2 separate regions of the Homo sapiens genome follow, and region 2 is linked to region 1. The links are chromatin loops, found by intact Hi-C in ENCODE. Cell type or tissue: Caco-2. All regions are shown on one strand. Each heading gives the region's core, and the rest is flanking DNA. Links, peaks and the distances in the headings are about the cores only. Region 1 overlaps MIX23 (mitochondrial matrix import factor 23). Region 2 overlaps KPNA1 (karyopherin subunit alpha 1).

What was found. Peaks named below come from ENCODE experiments on the same cell type or tissue, not always from the same donor. Only the 100,000 strongest peaks of a DNase experiment are listed, where the experiment ranks them.
Region 2: it touches region 1 in a loop (4-fold over the local background); 1 of 110 quality-filtered maps calls a loop at or near these places.

What each region holds. Positions count from the first base shown.
Region 1 is chr3:122,360,344-122,367,823 of GRCh38, forward strand. It overlaps MIX23 (mitochondrial matrix import factor 23), which reads right to left. Exons shown (of 5, transcript NM_001017928.4): 4 at 2,625-2,684. Among named protein-coding and RNA genes, the nearest start is that of MIX23, 19 kb to the right of the region's middle. RefSeq lists an enhancer at 5,301-5,445 and a cis regulatory region at 5,366-5,379. In Caco-2, for the core only: no CTCF peak of the experiment used is centred there; a DNase peak (open chromatin) is centred at 5,398.
Region 2 is chr3:122,422,104-122,429,731 of GRCh38, forward strand. KPNA1 (karyopherin subunit alpha 1) reads right to left here. Exons shown (of 14, transcript NM_002264.4): 13 at 5,435-5,613; 14 at 1-5,069. The coding sequence ends at 4,882. The region is part of intron 1 of WDR5B-DT (WDR5B divergent transcript); the gene reads left to right. Among named protein-coding and RNA genes, the nearest start is that of WDR5B-DT, 9.7 kb to the left of the region's middle. In Caco-2, for the core only: no CTCF peak of the experiment used is centred there; no DNase peak of the experiment used is centred there.

The DNA of each region.
Region 1 (7,480 bases), core at 3,226-7,225:
ACATGCAAGGTTAAAAATAATTTATGTTCTGATTTAAAAAGATCTCCAAGATTATCAAGGGAAAAAAAAGTGTGAATAGTACAGTTTCACTTGTGTAACAAAGGTAGAAAAATACACACACACATAAAATTAGAAAAGGTTTGAGTATCTGAAAGCATATACCATCTTTCAGAGGGAAGGGAAAGTAGGAGGTAGCTGAAGGAGAGGGACAGAAGGCAGAATTTTTACTGTATATTACTATTTTTAAAATTTTTAAAACATTTTTAATATTAAAAAAATTTAAATCATGTCAAAAATTTTAAGTGTCCAATTATAACAATTCTGAAATTGAAAAGAATTTTTTCTCAGAATTTACCCCCATACATCATTAATGTAAAGAACAAATCACTTTTTAGGTTAAAAAAAAACAAACTACCTATGTTGGCTGCCATTGACTATTATAAAAATAAAAGAAAAATCTAAACACAGAGGTTGTGAGGTACTGTTACTCTATTTCTTTTTATTTATTTATTTTTTTGAGACGGAGTTTCGCTCTTGTCGCCCAGGCTGGAGTGCAATGGCGTGATCTCGGCTCACTGAAACCTCCACCTCCTGGGTTCAAGCAATTCTCCCGCCTCAGCCTCCCGAGTAGCTGGGACTACAGGCACCCGCCACCATGCCCAGCTAATTTTTTGTATTTTTAGTAGAGACGGGGTTTCACCCTGTTGGTCAGGCTGGTATCGAACTCCTGACCTCAAGAGACCCACTCACCTCGGCCTCCCAAAGTGCTGGGATTACAGGCGTGAGCCAGTAAAGTGCTGCGCCTGACCTATTATTCAATTTCTTAAGCTGAGTGGTAGATACATGAATATTCATTTTATTAATATTCATTAAATTCTACATGTCACATAATCTTTCGCATATGCATCTCACAATTAATAGAAAATATGTAGAAATTATATAGACTCTGTCTAGCCCTTTTGTCTTACAATTCATCTCACCCATTTCCAGCCCTGACATTTCCCTGAAATTCCCAATCAGACAAGAGGGAGGCTTCAGTTTAGTGGCCTTGACACACTGGTTGGGGTGATATATACAACTTGGCTGAGCTTCTCCAAATCCTTTTCCCAAATGATTTCCTATCCACTTCTGCTGGCCCACTGCACCAGAGCACCATGGCTACATTTTCTTCTTTTTAAAACAAGTAGGGGCCTCATCTTCTGTGGAGTGGATAGAACATATTTTCTTTAAAACTAATATTAAATTCAAAATAGTTCACTCTTCCCACTACATTTTACATATATCATAAACTTCTGCACTTGTTTTTTCAAGCCAGATGTTTCATTGTACCCCTTCCCCATCCAATCCCAAGAGTAAATATTATTTTTCCAGAGAATATAAATGGGAAATATTGCCAAATCCTCTCAAGTGACAGACACCTTATCATGTTGGTGGAAAGGGCAGGAATAGGAAACCTTGGCAAAGAGGATAAGATAGAGAAATGTGATAAAGCAAAGAAAGCCAATTTGTATTTTGCAATGTGTTCATGTCTCAGCAAGCCGGTACATTCTGGTTTTGGTTCAGCTAACCTCTCTTATAAGCATATAGTTTAACAACATTCCAGTAGTTAAATTCAAATGATAAAACAGAATTTTCAGTACATTTTCTCAGATTTAATAGATTTTTGCCCTTCGTAAATCTTTTAGAGTTTTAGAGAGGGGTAAATGGATATACTTTTTCAGAAAACTAAAGTCAGAGTTTCATGAATTTTGACTATATGTTTCTGGGATCTGGTCCCCTAATCTAGTTCCTAACAAGAACTATGCAATGATAATAAGGAGCTTGTAAATCTATGAGCAATAAAAAGCCTTATCAGATACCAGTAAAACTACATATAATAACAAGTTTTATGATCAGGTAAGTTAGAAGACAAGCAACCGTATAGGTTACCTAATGATAGGAAAACTTACGGAAAGTAACTGAGCTCAAAAAGGCTAATTTGAACAAATAGCCTCCTTGAAGGTTCTGAGTAGTAACTCTAAATAGCAACCATGCCTGTAATTAGTGTTAGGAGACATAGAGAATGTCTCTAATGCTGTTATGATGGCAGCTCATTCAGTTCTATCATATGCTTATAAAGCTAATTTTGTTTTGTTTTGTTTTGGTTTTTTTTTTTGGAGATGGAGTCTCATTCTGTTGCCCAGGCTGGAGTGCAATGGCTTGATCTCAGCTCACTCCAACCTCTGCCTCCTGGGTTCGAGCGATTCTCCTGCCTCAGCCTCCCGAGTAGCTGGGATTACAGGCTCATGCCACCACGCTAATTTTTGTATTTTTAGTAGACACCTGACTTCAGGTGACCCACCCACCTTGGCCTCCCAAAGTGTTGGGATTACAGGTGTGAGCCACCTCGCCTGGCCCTGTAAAGCTAATCGTTATAAAATGGCTCTAATTAGATGCTAACTGCATCCTGCTCTCCCTACCCTCCCCCCAACCCCAAAAGGTTACAATCCTCAATTGTAAATGTAAACGAGTGATCTCTACTTTCCTTACAGCCTCAAGGCACTCTTTACTCCCCCTCCCTTGGTTTCCCTTTGCTAGTTCAGTTTCCCTCCTACTTCTTTCCAAACACCAACATTATTTTATACCTTCCAGCTCCTGTCATTTACCACTTCTTCAACATTCAGTTCTGACTGCATCCATTTCAACTGCAAGAAAAAAAAAAATTGAAGTTATAAAATTTAAAGAGCAAGAAAAAAAACTGAAGTTATAAAATTTAAAGAGCTAAAACCACACTCATGTTTACCCAACAAAACCTGCTACTGCTCTAGTATTTTTGTCTGTTAATGGCAGAGTTTGGAAGCTTCTTTGACACAATCAGCTTTCCCCATATCTAATCAATTGCTAATCTCAAACTTTGCTGCATATCCTAATCACCTTGAGAGCTTTAAAAAAAAAATATCCCAAGGCCAGTCAGTTCACAGAAGACATACAAAAGGCCAGTAAACATAACAAAATGCCAATCTTACTCCAGTATAAAGAAATGCAAATTAAGCCATAACATGGCAGAATGAATAAGTTTGATAAAACCTAACATTAGTGAAGGTACGTGAAAAGATATACTCATATATTCTTAGTAAGAGTATAAATTGTTACAAAATCTATGGAGGGCAATTTGGCAAGAATCATAGGAAATGTACATTCTCATGTCCTTGAACCCAGGGATTCCAGTTCTAGAGATTGATCATACAACTACAGACTTGCAAAGATAGCACAGAGGAAAAAAAGGACAAGGAAGTGCAAACCTGACCTGAATAGAGAATTAAGAAAAAAAACCCTCAGGGAGGAAAGAGAATATACATGGAAGTGATCTAGAAAGGCATGCGTTTCCTCACACCTTAACCATACAGTCAGAGGTCTCAGGCTAAAAATGCCAAGTCTTTCTAGCTTTCTTTATAACTGCCAACCTAATTACTCCAACAGAAAAGTAGCCAATTCCATTGCCAGGCCCTGAGAGCAGGACTCACCATACTCCCAGTAGCATTTTGTTAGAGGACTTGAAGGGGAAAAAGCTGGCTAGTTCCAGGCAGAAGGCTTGAAAATATTCAGGAAAATGAGGAGAAAAAAGCATGAACTATAGGTTGATGCCAACTAAGAGGTTAACACCAGGACGATTTCCTCAGGCCAAAGTGAAGAACCCAGGCCAGATTTGGGAACAAAATGTCAGAAAGCTCAACAAGATCTGGGCAAGCATGAATCTGACACCTAGGCCAAAGACCCTGGCCAACCAGGAGCGCAGTTCAGGCAGGAGGTTTGAGAAATTTGTGGCAACAACGATAAGAATGGAACTTCGGACAGATCCAATGGCTCCTTGCAAACTCCCTTCTTAGATTCAGAACTGGCGTCAAAGCGTAGGCCTGTACATATGGCTAGAACTGTGGAACAAGGAGAAGGACTCATTCTGACAATTAGTCCTGTGCTGTGCAGTAGTAACAAGCCTGAAGAAGCCCACCAATGCAACCTAAGTTCCCATTTTAATCAGCCATACAGACCAAAATCATTAAAGCTCCACTTCTCTGACAAAGCCTGGACTGACTGCCAAAGAAATAATTTCAGTTGAAGAACAGTGTGAAAGTCACTAAGATAGTCTTCAAAACTGCTCTCAAATATTTAAAGGGATACTATGTAGAAAAGGGTTCAGAATTATCCTGGGTAACTCCAGAGAGAAGATTAAGAAGCAGTACTTATATATCATGGGAGCAGAATTTCACAATATGAAAATCTTCGAACATTAGAACTGTCCAAAAGAGAATACCCTGACACTGAGACAGGGAATCCTCCCCTGTCACAACACCCTGCCCTTAAGCAGTAGTGAAACAAAAGCTAGAAACCACTGGTTGGTGATATGACAAAGAAGATTAATGCAACAAATATGGAGTCCCAGAGACTCATAAAGGAAAGAAACTGCTACTTTGTAGCAGCCAATATGCTAGCTCTTACTTACATCCTTGAATCCTCCCCGCACATGCCCCCCAGAAATAAGAAGTTATTAGGTATCAACTCCATTTTACAGATTCAAAATCAGACTTTTCAGAACAATTAATACACAAGGTTACAAAGCCACCAAGGTAGGTGGGATTTATTTCCTCAGAGCTGTCTGCCTTTGGATTATTTTTTAAAATTCTACAACATTGCAGATATTACAGCCAATTTCTAATACAATTTTATCAGTGCTACCAACAAACTGTCACCTTTGAGACAGTTGTCTTTGAGACTGTAGGTCTTCAACAGGTAAACTTAAGGCCACTAACATGTGACAGCAGTTATAGAGGTCCAGCAACGAAGGTGCTTTTTTTGAGTTAAATATTCAGGTAAACTAGTGGGGATTTTTTGACTGGCATCTGTCTATAAATGAAATATACTCACTAAAGTATCTGACTATTAGTCACAACTTAAAGAAACTGACTGAATGCAGGGTCAGAAGAGATGGGTTAAAGTCCCAGTTCTACCACTTACTAGCTTGTGGCTTTGGGGGTGTCAGTTAGTATCTCAAGTATCTCTGAGTCTTTTTCCTCAGATAGAAAATGAAGAGGTAGAGCTGTACCATCTCCAAGAGCTCTCTCTGATTCCATAATCTTCATAGCAAACTTGAAAATTGAAAAAAAAAATTCACATTTCCTTATTTGCTTATGTACTACCCCATGGTTACCCCCAACCCTATATGTTATCAAGCTAGAAAGCAAACCTCATGCAACTCACTGATTGGTTTCTAAACCCTCCTTGCAGTGGTCATCCTGGTGATTCTATCTGGGCCCTAAAGACACAAGGGCAGATCTCAAGGCTGAGCAAATTGTGTGTCACAATCATTCCCAAACACTCAGTAGAGTTTTGAACTTTGCTCTCCACTAATGAGTCACTCTGTTGTTTGACTTGATCTGCAAACAGTGACTTTTCAGTTTCCAATTTAACAGCCTTTGCCCTGCAGTTTCCTTTGTCAACACCTTCAAGGGCGTTGAAATACAAACTCCAAAATTACTAGACTTTCACCAGTTTTATATAAATTATCTATATGCCGGCTGGACACGGTGGCTCATGCCTGTAATCCCAGCACTTTGGGAAGCTGAGACGGGCAGATCACAAGGTCAGGAGTTCGAGACCAGTCTGGCCAACATGGTGAAACCCTGTCTCTACTAAAAATACAAAAAAAAATTAGCTGGACGTGGTGGCAGGCACCTGTAACCCCAGCTACTAGGGAGGCTGAGGCAGGAGAATCTCTTGAACCTGGGAGGCGGAAGTTTCAGTGAGCCAAGATTGCACCACTGCACTCCAGCCCAGGCGATAGTGCGAGACTCCATCTCAAAAATAAATAAATAAATAAATAAATAAATAAATAAATAAATAAATAATCTATATGCCTTCATGAACAGCAAGGGGAGTAAGATCAACATCACTGCATAAGGTCACTGTCCAAGGGATCCACCAGTGCCTGTGGCATGAGCAGGTATGGAATACAGACCTGACGCAGTAGTCATGAACAAAGAGAGCAGCAAAGACAGTGGCTGAGTCCTGGATCCAGTGAGACATCCAGAATTGGCGGAATGATCGAAAAAGTGCAGCAGCCTGGCCTACTCACCTTGTGTGCAGCCAGCTACAAGGAAAGAGGTTTCTTTTCTTTTCTACTAATAGTTTTCAATAGATGACGAGGTCCCCTTTTCAAAGTTCAGCTACATCTACTAAACAAAGGGCAAACTTCATGACTGTGCAGTATGAAAAGCATGACTCAATCCCACAAGGATCCGTAAGTCACCTATTATGCCATCTTAAAATACAAACATGAAGTCAGGTGTGATGGCTCACACCTATAATCCTAGCACTTTGGGAGGCTGAGGAAGGTGGATCACTTTGAGCTCAGGAGTTTGAGATAAACCCGTGTAACATGGTGAGACTCCATCTCTACCCAAAATACAAAAAATAAGCTGGGTGTGGTGGTTCGCGCCCGTAGTCCCAGCTACTGGGGAGGCTGAGGCAGGATTGCTTGAGCCCCAGAACCAGAGGTTGCAGTAAGCTGAGATTGCAACACTGCACTCCAGCCTAGGTGACAGAGTGAGACCCCATCTCAAAAAACAAAAAAAAAACCATGATTTTGATAATTGTACACTGGTCCTGTAGGAAAAGTCCCTGTTCTTAGAAATAACTAATGAGTTTAAGGGTAAAGTGGTACAATGTGTATAACATAGTCTCAAAATGGTTCATGAAAAAACTGTATTTATGCATACAGGTGTGTGGGGAGACAGGGAGAGGGAGGAAGGCAGGGAAGGATGAAGAGAAGGAGAGAGGGAGGGTGAAGAGAAGGAGAGAGGGAGGGTGAAGAGAATGAACTGTAAAGCAGGTGGGGCAACATATAAACAATAAGTGAATATAGGTAAAGGGCACATGGGAGTTCCTTACACTATTCTTACAACTTTTTGGTAAGTTTGAAATTATACAAGATAAAAAGTTACCCCCTAAGAGTCCCCTCAAAAGAAAGACAGCAATAAATCCCACATAATAAAATATGCTGTATTTTTCTATTGTTTCCTTGACACGTCACATACAAGTGCTGTAAAGAAACAGTTCTGCTGCATTAACTGTATTCTGAAGTCTACACCCTATCTACATTATAGTTGATTTGGGAAAATAAGGCTTCCTCTGACACATCCCTAGGTAGGTACTTGCTATTTTCTTAAAAGTAAAAACACTGCAGGGATAGGGGAGGAAATGGGAAAAAGTCATGTCCAAGAAAAAGCCAAAGATCCCTAGCAACTTTTACACAGTAGGGAAATAAATTATAATGAGGTACAAGTAAATCTGGTTATATTTAAATCATACTATATTTTTATGGCTAACGAGGGTAATATCCTGAAGTTAAATAGTCTATATTACATTTCAGCAGATTTCTACACAATGAAACTGGAGCTATTTCCAAAATATATTAGAGATGTTTTTCTCAGGTTATGTCTCAAAA
Region 2 (7,628 bases), core at 954-4,953, 59 kb after region 1:
TGAGGTAAAGCAGAAACACTCAACAACCAGTACATTAAAAGGTGATTTTAATTTTTGACATTCCTTGGGATGATATTCCTTTAGGAAGAAGTAGACTGTGTTAAATTCGCATCCATGGCACTGCTTCCTGAGGCAGTAATTCTTCAAAGCCTTTCCTTCCGTGTCAATACTTTCCACATTTGTGCGTTTGAATGGATCCATGTGTTTAGCCATTATTTTACTAAACACAAAATCATTTGCACAAAAAAAAAAAAAAAAAAAACCTATTACCATACTTGTCTGGTCATACAGAATTTTAGCACCACAGAAGAGGAAAGATGTTTGGCCTGAGAGGGCCTACACTCCAGTCTGTGTAACCTAAAAGCAACTTAAGCCTGATTTCGTCATTTTAAGGGTGCTGATGGTAAGCAGGAGTCAGGAAGAATGGTCTAACAAAAAAGGCTGGCCCAGCTGTGGTTGCCAAGTCTAGTTCTGGGAGATCCTGGGCACGGAACTACTGCGTGGCCACTGCTTTCTTCAAGACACAGAATTTGCAGGGCTCTTCCCCGCCCTTGGACAGCCATCTAAGTGTTGTAACCTTGGGGCAAAGTAATTTCTCGTAAGTCTTCACTTTGTCATCTATAATATAGTGACAATTATCAAAGAACATTTGGAAGACTACATGAGAAAAAAGGAAAGCCCTTAGCCAGGTATCTGGTGTACAATAGATGATCAAATAAAGACATGTTACCTTAATTTGACCTACAGGGAAAACACTCTGGGACTTCGTTTACCCTTAGTTGAAAACAGAACGGAACACTTCTTTTCTTTCTTCTTACCCCAAGCTTCCAGATGTATTTTATGTCCAGTAGCAATTTGATATTTTAAATTAGCATATAAATATTTGCTTTATCAGATATTCTGATGTCCTGGTATCCATTGTTATAACCTGTATATAACCTGTAATCCTGAACTGCTGGGATTACAGGCATGAGCCACCACATCCGGCCATAAACCCAGTAATTTTGTATGGCAGATAAAACATTTTATGGAATATTCTTTATGATAGCCAACTTACTGTAGTAGTCACATCTGACCTTTGATAATTTTTTTAAATTAAGTTCTGATGACAGGAAAAGATAGACCAAAATATTTCCCAACCTGGCAGATATATACTTAATCTGTTCAGCTCACAACAGAGAGAAATGGTCATATTGAGATGGATAAAAATTCAGATTTGAGACTTCCATGTATATAGGCATACCTGTGTCTGCAAATGAGCACATTTTGGAACGTAGGAGTTAGCATACAGTATGAAAGTTGAAAGCAAACAATGCTGGTTTCTAAAAGTGGATCCCTTTTCTTCACTGAACATCATCCTTAGACACCACAATTTCCAATATACTTAAAAACCATCAACCCCTAAAAAGTTATAATGATTTGCCTATTGATATAAAAATTTTCACAAAACTAGCGAGAAAGAAAAACCCCTTGACTCCAGGAAAACCTTTTCATAATGCATCCCCCAAGTTGGGGGATTAAATCGCTGAAATGTTTATTTAGCACTAGAGAAGTAAATTCAAAGTTGCCTGTGGGTAGACGTACAATAGAATTGGTTGACAAAGTTTGGTTTATAAAATATACTTACATATTGTTTCTTAGGCAAAAATCGGCAGCAATCTGGAATAATTCAGATTTTTTATGAGATTAATTGCCAATCTTTTTATCTGTGACGATAATGCCAAAAATGACTCAGAGCCAATAACCTTCATCTGTCATATGGAAGAAACAATCCTAGGGCAATAGTTTTTTCAAAAGCGGAACTGACAAAGATAAGCGTTTAAAAGGGTCTTGATCAATTAGTTACAGGAACATGAAAGAAAGTGTTCCACAGAGAACTGTGTCTCCTAAAATCTCTTTCTTCTATCATCTACCTTACCCAAAATTTCTCAATCCAACCACATCTACCTGCTGGTCCATCAGATACCAGATGCCTTTACATCCAAAATTCTCTTAATGCTTTTTTTCCCCCACCAAAGTTCTCATTACAAATAATATAGATTGGAAGTTTGGAGGATGGAGGGGAATAAAAAGGAAAAGTAAAACAAAGTCACTTTCCCCAATCCATATATAAAACTACAAAAGAGTTTTCCTGTATTGAAATTAACATGCTTTTGTAATGAGCAACGCCTTAGTGGTAGGGTATTCAGTGAATTTAAACTAAGTTAACAGAATCTGAGAGGCAAAGAACTAAAAACAGGATATACAGTTACCCCTTAAAATGTCATTTCTGTTACCAAAAAGCCTGCTTCAGTACCAAGTTCCAACATATCTGAGTTATGCTACTTCACTTTTAGCCAATTCCAACTTTGATACTTTAAGAAAAAATCATTTTATTGTTAAAAAAGAAAAAAAAACTTAGATCTTATAGTTCATGAACTTCTAGGACAAGATAAATTCCTCTGTTTTAGACACAAAATAGATCACGTCAGTTAAATAGACTTTGTTTTAATTCACTCACTGAAACATCTCCAACTACTAGCAAAAATTCCGAATGTCTGAATGCACACTACTCTTCCTAATGTGGGGAGACAACTGTGTGCTTTGTATCTTTCCCACTCAAATTGGCTTATAAAATGAAATTATTTTAACTATCCAATGGAAGGTACATAATTTAAAACATCCTATAGAAATGACATGTTACTAGTAATTTACAATTTTAAAAAACAGCCACAAAAAAGTCAAAGCTAAAAACAAGATTTTTACTATGAATCAGTGCTTCTATTATCCTTCTGAAAGAAGTTATATTTTAATGTGATGTAAAGGCAACATTGAAATTTCTTCTTTAAATTAACCACCTAATTTATCCCTAAAATTACAAAGAATCAGTCTTTTACAGGTCAAGTGCAGTAAACTAAAATGTTCTCTCAGCACAAAGCAGCACTAGAAAAAGTAACAGTTATAGATGGGAGTTGACTAGTTTTGCAGTGGCTGCGCCATCAATAACAAACAGACATCAGACGGTATCCATCCCAGAGCACAGACACTACTACAGACTAGATGCGAAGAATGCGTCACACTCTTGGCTGATAAATGTCCTTTGTCTTTGACTCTTTCTAGTTTGAATGAAGTGGATTTTTTAAAAGTTTAAATCAGGTCACATAAGTTGGCTGCTTAAATAACATCATGATGAGGTATGAAAAGCTCTGAATATCCCTTACATTCAGCAGGATTTACCAGAGATGTATAATAGCTTGTCAGGGGCAACTTCCAAATAGTTTTTACACTTTGGGGTTATAATGAATTCTAGAAGAGGACAAGTCTAAAAAGGTTTAAAAGGGTATGCTCTGAAACAGAGGTGAGCAACCTTTTCCTTCAGAATTCACTTTGAACAGCACATCAACAAAAAAATCTTCTCTGGTAGTGTATCCCAACATTGAGTCAAGATGGCCAACTAGCACCGAGAAGTCGTATTGAACTCATTTGCAGTTGTCTTGGCAATTAAGCGTATTTTTTCATTCCAGTCCAAGCACAAATGTGGATCACTGAACACAGTACTGGAAGCGCCATTTGCAGGTACAGATTGCAGTCATCATTAAATGAGCCAGAAGGCAGATACTGTTTTTATTTTGTGTGGGGGGAGGGGGAAGCGGCACAGTACTAGCAGGAGATGAAATAAAATGATTAGGAAACAATGAGGTTATAAGATCACTGTTCTTATTTGGGTTAAGCAGGTCATGTTGAGAAGATGGTTATTTCTTTCAGATAAGGATGCTACATTAAAGGAATCGTGTGCAGCATGAAAAGATTAGAATCGAGCTGCACCTAAGAAAAAAATCCCAAAGTTACTTTCAAAAGTATGTGTTATCTGCCAGTCACAGAGGGGAAAAGCACCTAGGGTGAACTCCAATTTTTTAATGAGGACCTTGATCAGGACCACAAAGCCTGAAACATTTATTTTAATGCAGAAACACAGCCCCTAGTTACACTGATTGCATTTGGGAAAATTGGAGGGTTTTTTCGTCCTTAGTTTTTTTTATTAAATTACAGGATATGGTTTTCGATTACTAAGTATTCGAAATCCTCATACCAGCAACAGAAATGAACCACTTCCAAATTCTAAGACACAAAAGACCAAAGAGAAGCAAAAGCGATACAAATTAATATGTGCCCCTCTCCTTTCTGCTCTAAGGGAATCTACAAACCAGTATCACATTTAGGAGTCAAAGTGTTAATTCTTCAGCATTCCTGACAACTAGAAAGCACATTCACTGAAGGCTGAAGGTGAGGGAGTGGATGGTTTAACTTTAATATCTGAAGAATGGCGCCAATAGAGGAAAGAAAACCATCCAATCTCAGTAAGGATTAATGCAAATCTGGCTAGAAAAAGCCACCAGGTAATCCAAGGGTTCACTGTGGAAGAACTCATGAAAAGTACTCTGAAGTATACACAACAGGTCTAAACATCTCCCTTGTCGTAAGTAGTTGTGTAAAATTCAAGATAAAGATTTAGTCTCATCTTTTAATGTCAGTTTTTTCCCCCATGTTAAAGGGAATGAGGAGGAGTCCTCTTTTATTCCCCCACAAGAAAAAGGGAGCCACATTAATATGTGTATATTCCCATAACTCTAATGTAAGTGCGGATCTCCAAAGCCTAGGGATTTTTCCGTAAAAGAGAGTGGGCCGTTCTGGTTACCCTTTTATTAGAAGGGTATTCCACCACAGAGAGCCGGAGGTTTTCCAGATGTGTGTAAGAGAGCAGGTGCGCAAGGCAAGCAAATGAGCGCAAACAGTATTATGGAAAACATTTGAGAAGTTAGCTCCATGAGGACTGTGGGCTCCACAAGAGGACTCGACTGGGTAGCCTGGTCTGACACAGGTACGTGAAAGCAGAGTATTGCTTCAAAGCTGGAAACCTTCCATAGGAGCCTCACACTGTTGGAAGATGTACTGCTGCTGGTTAAGGTCAACCTGGGGTGCAATGCTGCTGTCTTCATCTTCGGTCCCGAAGTAATGCTCAATAAGATCAAAGGCCTTTTGGTAGATCTCCTGGTTTTCATGACTCTGTAAGAACTCAATTTTATCCAGACCTAAAATGAAGAATAAAGGAAAATCTTTATTGAAAACTTCAATAAATATTGGAAATTCCATAACTATATATTCCTAAACTATATTTTGTCATATATCTCTGTTCTTGATGTAAAGAAAGATTATTTGTATCTCATAAGTATTTTATAATAGCACAGAAATGACTGCTGGGATTACATCTGAAAGCTAGTATTATAAACTGACATCTTAAATACATATGCAAGTAATATCCAGTCTGCAGAAGCAGCAATTTCCTAACAGTCCTCTTTTCATCCAGTGCCTAGCAGTAGTAGTATTGTTTTTACTGAACTCTATCTATGACCCAATTCATTCTTGGCCATAAACTTCTTCAACCAAAGCATCTTACCATAAGCTTCTTCAATCAAAGCACAGTAAGGGTTAATGCCAGTGCCATTCCTTTTGGCTTCCTGTTCTCCAAGCCTCAGGATATTTTCCAAGCCATTTAGGGCAACCTGTACAATCTTAGAGTCCATGACCGTGAGGAGATCACAGAGCGGCTTGATACAACCCAGTTCTACTAGGTACCTAAATACAAAGAATAATGTAGTCAAACAAAACTTTTAATTTTGTTAAACTTATGAAATTAGTGAGCAAGTCATCCTCAACTTCACTGCAGAGACTTAAAAAAAAAAACAAAAAACAAGCACTCTTTCAACCATACAAGCTATACCTTTTCACAAAACAAAAACAAAAAACCCTCTAAATAAATTATCCCAAACCAGTTCTCTGGCACCTTTCTCCATTCTTTTCTCTTCACAATTTATGCATTCCAAAAACAGGAATACTTACTTATTAATACCTTGAAATGAGCGACTCATCAAAATAGTATAGGTTTGAGTAATTTCATCTTTGTTTCCATAGATAGCCACACCTCTCAAACATGACACTCTTGGTGCTAAAAGCCAGCACAAGCCTGATAAGCCAAATCTTTCAAAGATGATTAGAATTTTAGTAAAGTAAGTTGTGGGAAGAATAAACAAATGTCAGAGGATTCTAGAACTGGTATTTTTCCTTTAATTCAAGCAGAATGTATAACCGTATGTAATCAAGATTAATCATACTTGAACTTCAGAGACATGATTACTGTATCACATTCACAGTAAATAGTCATGTCATTTTTTATCATTCTGGTTTCTCAAGTTGAGTACAGAGAGGCAGGGATAATGAATCCAGTTGCATTATGTGAATGTTTGGTAAGGTCATTTTGAAACTTACTGCTAGTGCTAATCTATTTCTTTCTCACATATTGCTTTTTTGTGTGGGGGAGGAAGAATTCAAAAATATATAAAAATAAATCTCTAGCCAAACAAGAAAAAAGGAGAAAAGACAAAATTACTAATATCATGAAAGAGAATCATCACTTGATCTCATGGATATTAAAAGGATAATAAAGGAATACTACAAACAACTCTATGCTCACACATTTGATCATTCAGATGATAAAATGAACAATTTCTTGAAAGACACAAACCACCAAAACTCAGTCATGGAGAAATGACTGATGTGAACAGGCTTACATGTATTAAATAAATTGAATCATTAATAACTTCCCAGAATAGAAAACATCAGGATGAGGGTTTCACACTGGTGAATTCTGGCAAACATTTACGGACAAAACGATACTAGTATTCTACCATCTCTTCCAGAAAACAAACAGTGGGGATACTTCTTAACTCAATCTTTGAGGCCAGCACTTCCCCAATACCAAAATTAAATAAAGACATCATAAGAAAGGAAAATTACAGACTAATATGTCTCATGAACATGAATACAAAAATCCTCAACAAAACATTATCAAATCAAATCCAAGAATGTATACAAAGAATTATATACCAAGTGGATTTATTCCAAATATGCCAGGCTGATCCGTCATTTTAAAAAAATGAATCAATGTAATCAACTTACGATCATTTCAACGGATGCAAAAAAGCATTTAACAAAATCTAATACCTATTCATGATAAAAACTCAGCAAACAGGCCAGGCATGGTGGCTCAAGCCTGTAATCCCAACTCTTCGGGAGGCCAACGCGGGTGGATCACCTGAGGTCAGGAGTTCAAGACTAGCCTGGCCCACATGGTGAAACTCCGTTTCTACTAAAAATACAAAAATTAGCCAGACATGGCAGCGGGCACCTGTATTCCCAGCTACTTGGGAGGCTGAGGCAGAATTGCTTGAACACAGGAGGCGGAGGTTGCAGGAGCCGAGACCGTGCCACTGCACTCCAGCCTGGGCGAAAGAGCGAAACTCTGTCTCAAAAAAAAAAAAAAAAAAAAAAAGAATCTCATTTACATCAGCATCAAAAAAGTGTAAATCTAATAAATATGTACAACAGGATATATATGAGGAAAACTACAAAACTGATGATCTAAAAAAAAAAATGGAGAAATATTCCATGCTCATGGACAAGACTCAATATTGTTAAGATGGCAATTCTTCCCAACTTGATCTATAGATTCAATGTGATACTCCCAAACAAAATCCCAGCATGTTAATAGATACCAACAAACTGATTCTAAAGTTTATATGGGAAGGCAAAAG